Regions from separate parts of the Homo sapiens genome. Here region 1 is linked to region 2. A link is an interaction called in ENCODE POLR2A ChIA-PET data of the cell type or tissue named here. Cell type or tissue: PC-9. All regions are shown on one strand. Links, peaks and the distances in the headings refer to the core of each region. The heading gives the core; the rest is flanking DNA. Region 1 overlaps GALNT15 (polypeptide N-acetylgalactosaminyltransferase 15). Region 2 has its middle 110 kb from the start of GALNT15.

Region 1 (2,917 bases), core at 124-2,623, 170 kb before region 2:
CTGTTGTAATACAGCATGAAGAGTGTGGGACTCTAGACTGCTGGCCGGACACTTCTCTCTGTTCTCCCCAGTGGTATAGTTAATAATGATGATGAACTTGGTGGGGGTGGTAACAAAATTCAATCTTAAAAAACGAACAACAAAATCCAATCACAAAATTCAGGTAGACAAGTGAAACCAATCTCTTGGGAATCAGATCTCTCAACTGACAAGTTTCTCTACTTTTAAATTGATCATTATGGATAAAATGAATGCTGAGTTCATAGAGAAGAAGGGAATTTGAACACTTGGTTACACTAAAGGAGAAGGTCCTTCTAGAACTAAATGGAGGCATCTGTTTTACTTAAATTAAGGGTCTGTAAATACCAGCCAGGGACTGAGTTGACAGCCACTTCTGCAATAAAGTAATAAATCATGGAGCTGGTTAAGGAAGCAAGAAACACCATATTCTTGCTTTGTTCACCCAATTAGGCAATAAGCCATCTGGGTCCTTTTGTTAATTGCCACCTAATACAATTTATGCAATTAAATTCAGTCTTTTATTTAATTATATTAATTTATCCCAGCAACTTCAAAGACCCACAATGCCAATGATAAAGTTCAGTTAAAAAACAGAGGTCTTGAAAAATTTTTTTTCTTCAGCCGCTAATACCATTTACACGGTCGCCATCTGAGAATTTGTAGCTCCGTCTCAGTCTCAGGATTTAGGGAAATTTGTTTTAAATATAGATGGGTCTGAAGCAAGAAGACAGTGACTAAAGTCTCTTCTCTAGATGGGATAATGAATCTATCTAGATTGGTCCAACAGAACTGTGATGAAATGTTCTATATCCATGCTCGCCAATACAGTAGAAGTAGACCCTAGCCACAGGTGGGTAGTGAGCATTTGAAATGTGGCCAGCCCAATTGAGGAATTGAGTTTTAAATTTTCTTTGATTTTAATGGATTTCCATCAAAATGGCCACATTTTGTTAGTGGCTACCATATTAGACAGCACAGGTCCAGAGTGTATTCTGAGGAAGGAGAAATGCAGTGAACCCTTGACTTAGCAGGTAGACAATGAATACGTAGTTATGATAGGTATTGTTTGGAAACACTGCACTTCCCACTCAGTTTTTCTTATTTGAAGGATACTGTGTTCTGAGACAGCCCAAAGGAGATTAGCATCTTTAGGGGAAGATTTCTAAGCTGACCATGTGGAAAGGTAGGTAACTCCATCTGGGGAAAAATGAATATGAATGCTGTTTATTAAATAGCAGAACCCATCCCATTCGGCAACTCTTACAGCTAATTCAGGTAAGCCAAGTCATAGCAAGGAAAGTCATTTAGCTCTTACTAGCCTCAGCTGTGCTCCAGATGAGCCGTGTTCTTCCCACACTCATGGACATTCAACCTGTGGACACATTTGGGGGTTCCAGACAGTTATATGGGCTCAGAGATGGCCCTGTCAGCTCTCATGGACATTAACACCCAAATGTTACCTGTCATAAGAATTTTGGCTCAGGCTCTGGCATTTTCCTCCCAGGAAAAAGGTTTGCTTTTTTAGAAAGGTTGCTGTTTCTGCTCCAGTCAGTGCAAACCCTGTAACAGGGCATCAGGAGAGTTTCTCTCTTTTTTTTTTTTTTTGAGATGGAGTCTCACTCTGTCACCCAGGTTGGAGTGCAATGGCATGATCTCAGCTCACTGCAACCTCTGCCTCCTGGGTTCAAGCGATTCTCTTGCCTCAGCCTCCCAAGTAGCTGGGATTACAGGTATGCGCCACCATGCCCAGCTAATTTTTGTATTTTTAGTAGAGACAAGGTTTTGCAATGTTGACCAGGCTGGTCTCAAACCCCTGACATCAGGTGATCCTCCCAACTCTGCCTCCCAAAGTGCTGGAATTACAGGCATGAGCCACCGCGCCCGGCAGGAGAGTTTCTCAACTGTGAACACCTTTGTTAATGGGAATGCTCAAATTGTGCTGGTACTTCTAACACCAACGACTAAAGAGAAATCGATTGCAAGGGAATCTGGTTATGGTTATGGTTAACCAAGTTAGAGAAGAGCTAGGGCAGGGGGAATAGAGGTAGATTCTCAGTAGGAAGGAAATTCTCTACAATGGTGGAAATTCTCATTAACATGAAAATGTCTTTTCCTAGATCTCTTGAAGCTTTTCAGCTGCTGGGTTGAGCTGGAGAATTGGGCCAAAGTGCTCTTGCATCTTCTCTGCAATCCTAAACCTCCTTTCTGTAGCTCCCTTTCCTTCTTCTGAGATATGGCTCAACAAATGAACACAACATTTGTGCTAATAAACCCAATTCAGAGTTTTTGGAATGTCAGGCCATTACATCTGCTTCACTCTTTAATTTTCATGGTTGGCCAAACAGACAATCCAAGTTAAGGCCATTTGAAGACAAATAAATTGATCCATTGAATTTATGTATCCTGGAGGTGCTGCCAGAGAATGTCCAGGCCAGAGAGAAAGCAATTGTTAAGTGCTCAGTGGAGAAAAACAAAGAATCTTCTGTACTATGTAATAATCATTTCCCAGTGATGAAGACAACGGTACAATGGATCCTTTTTTTTTTTTTTTAAAGCAGCCAGCAGTCAATGAAATAAGGTGTGAAAAGGAGAAACTTCCTATATTCTTTCATAGAGCTTTTTTCTCTCCTAACACCAGGAGCACACACACAAAAGGATCAGCTTCATGAAATATATAAGCTCTTTAAGTTCACTTGGAGCTGGATTTTGATGGCCAAAATTCTCTTTTCCTTCTGACATTGACATTCATCGTTCATCCACAGCATTGATCTGGTCAAAACGCCACTGCTGGCGGGCTTTTCCATCACACGGACGCAGGTACAAATCTTTATTGTTTTCTTGCACCACAGCTTCCATGCATTTCCCAGAAAGAATGTGGACAATCATCCCATTCTAA
Region 2 (2,917 bases), core at 279-2,778:
CGTAGTTCATTCATTTTCATGGCTGTATAGTATTTGCACTCATTGAATTGTGTCCCCCAAAAAGTTCACATCCACATAGAACCTCAGAAAGTGACCTCATTTGGAAACAGGACCTTTGCAGATGTAATCAGTTAAAATGATTCATACCGGATTGGGGGGCCCTTAATCTGATGACTGTTGTCTTTATAAGATGTTCATGTGAAGACATTGAGAGAAACAGGGAGAGTACCATGTGAAGATGGGGGCAGAGATGGGAGTGATGACAGCTACAAGCCAGGGAATGCCAAGGATTGCAGGCAAAGACCAGAAGCTGGGAGACAGGCATGGAGCAGATTCTCCCCGAGAACCTCCAGAAGGAACCAACCCTCCTGATACCTTGATTTTACACTTCTAGCCTCCTCAATTGTGAAATGATAAATTCCTGTTATTTTAAGCCACACAGTTTGTACTAATTTGTTATGGCAGCCCTAGGAAATGAATATAGTATTCCACTGTATAAACAGCTGCAGTTTACTTATAAATATACCACCATTTCTTGATCCATTCTGACGTTGATGTCGTTTGGTTAGTTTCTCATTTGGAGCTATTATGAGCAATGCCACTGTGAACATTGTTGTTCATGTGTCCTGGTGCAAGGATGTGCACTTCTCTGGATGACATGCCTCCACTGCCACCCTGCTTCCTGAGCAGTCAGCCCTCTATGGCTATAGCAGTAGAAATTCTGGGTCCTGGTAATGAAACAACTCAGATAAAGCAGAAAAAGACAACAGTGCAGCTAGCCAGAGCCCTGCTGGTGATGCACCCTCTGATTCACTGCAGCTCCAGCCAAGCTTCTCCTGCATGAATTCTCCATTCCTCCATCCCTGACCTTGCTGTGGCCCTGACTCCAGCAATCACTACCTCCCACTGACAGGGGAGGATCCTCTCCCTGATTTTGGCTCTGCCCTGCCTCCACCAGAGTCTCTACACCCCCTTTAGTCCCTTTCTTTTTTTTCTTTTTTTTTTTTTTTGCTAGCTGATCGAGTTTGGAACTGGTCTGTTCTTTGTTGCCCCCCTGGACTCAGCCATAGCATCTCAGACCAAAAGTTCCTAACAATGGTCCCTCCTTGCAAGGAGAGGCTTCCTGAATTATTTTCTCCCCCATTTACCAGGAAATCCACTGATTTTAGAGATTTTCCACCCCTAAGGACAGTAAGAACCTGAGGGCAGAGAGTGTAAGGCATCACGGGGCAGGAGAGGTGAGCATCTATGTGGTGGAAGCTGGGGTGCCGATGCACGTGGCTGCAACAGCATCTCCCAGTGGCCAAGTCACAGGGGAAGAAAAGAATGTTTGTGTCAACCACCAAAGGGCTGAGGTAAACAGTTGTCTTCACTCACTGCCCATTCCTGAAGATGAGTCACTTCCCAAACTTCCAGAGCTGTGACGACAATTGTTTATCTGACATGGACATTGAGCTTGTTTTCATTGCTGCAATACCATCTCAAAGCACACTGGGTTGTCCTTCTTCTGAGTAACAACATCCTCTTATTATGAATTCTGTATTTCATTTGGACCCACCTTCTTAGCATTTGTATTACTCCGTACAACTTGTTCTAGGAAATTGTGAAAATAGCAATATTGAGGTAAATAGAATTCTTTTTCTTTTTCATTTATTTTTAGGAAAATCTTACTGCTTTGATTTTAAAATCTGATGACAAATCTGTGGTTAACCCCACCCATCACTGTGCTGAAGAAAGAAATTGGATATTTTTTCTGTGGAATTTCAGCAGTCAATACTCTTTCCTTATTGCTCAAAGTCCTCCCACAGAGAAGTTCTGGGGAAATAGAGAGAAGGCAAAGGGTGGCAGTTGGGAGCCAAAATGCTTAGAGTTATAGTAAATGCAAAATGTGTTAAAAAGAACCTTGAGCTTTCAGTGGTACCACTGTCTTATATCCAACTCACAGAGCAATGTGGTGGGGGATGTATCAGGCAAGGTTCAATCAAGGAAGCATGACCACGATGAATGATGTAGAAAAACACAGATTTGCAATAGAGATTGGACCTGGAGTCATGATGGGAGCTGGTGGAGATGTCTGTGCAAGGCTGTTCCCTCTGCATTTGGTGGGCCAATCCTGAAGTTGCTATGGGTCAGCAGGCCAGGCTGTTTGGATGGAAAGCTGGGCATGAAGTGCAAAAAAGCAAGGAAAACGAAAATCTGTGAAGACAAAGAGGAATCCATAAGGACCAACTGAAATCCACAGGGACCAACTGCAAGTCATATCTGTCTTCTACCATCTCAATCTCAACCACATCGGTGACCCGCAAGCTGGGATCCTCCATCATGGAGTGACACACACTCCTGGCCAGAGCAGCTACAGGAGGAGGTCCAGAAGGAGGAGAGGAGGTGCAGGCCCAGCTGCTGCCCTGTGTAGGTCCGTGATGAGTGAAGACTGCAGCAGCCCCTTGTGTCCGACACCGACCTCCAGACAGTGATGGCTGATGCTCCACATTCACCTTCCAAATCTCACGCAGATTCCTCACATGGCACTCCTAATCTAGACCATACAGGGGAAGGAATTCTGGGAAATGTAGTTCTAGTAGCTAAGTTGACACAATACAAAACCATCACAGTGGTGGAGTCAGAAATACCAGGCAGATAGTTAAGTATGGTGCTCCCTTCTAGAGGCACCACTAAGCTAACACGCATACACTGCTTACAATGTGCCAGACACTCTTCCCAGCACTTGACACACACCAACTCATTCAATCCTCTGAACAGCCTGATGAAGTAGTTACTTTCATTATTCCTATTTCATAGATGAAAAGCTAAGGCACAGAGAAGACCACAAAGATAGTAAGAGGCAGACAAATTCTAGCATGATAGTGGTCATACTGGGCAGCCCTTCATCTGTACTTTTTATGGCCTGCTATTTTTA

Evidence for each region. ChIA-PET counts read pairs that join two places held together with the same protein. Peaks named below come from ENCODE experiments on the same cell type or tissue, not always from the same donor. Only the 100,000 strongest peaks of a DNase experiment are listed, where the experiment ranks them.
Region 1: POLR2A ChIA-PET joins it to region 2 with 12 read pairs; 6 of 35 experiments call an interaction of 5 or more read pairs at or near these places.

What each region holds. Positions count from the first base shown.
Region 1 is chr3:16,227,350-16,230,266 of GRCh38, reverse strand. GALNT15 (polypeptide N-acetylgalactosaminyltransferase 15) reads right to left here. Exons shown (of 10, transcript NM_054110.5): 10 at 102-2,913. The coding sequence ends at 2,767. Among named protein-coding and RNA genes, the nearest start is that of DPH3, 36 kb to the left of the region's middle. In PC-9, for the core only: no CTCF peak of the experiment used is centred there; no DNase peak of the experiment used is centred there.
Region 2 is chr3:16,058,983-16,061,899 of GRCh38, reverse strand. No RefSeq gene overlaps it. Among named protein-coding and RNA genes, the nearest start is that of GALNT15, 110 kb to the left of the region's middle. RefSeq lists an enhancer at 1,050-2,249. In PC-9, for the core only: no CTCF peak of the experiment used is centred there; DNase peaks (open chromatin) are centred at 819 and 1,369; H3K4me3 peaks cover 272 bases; H3K27ac peaks cover 2,500 bases.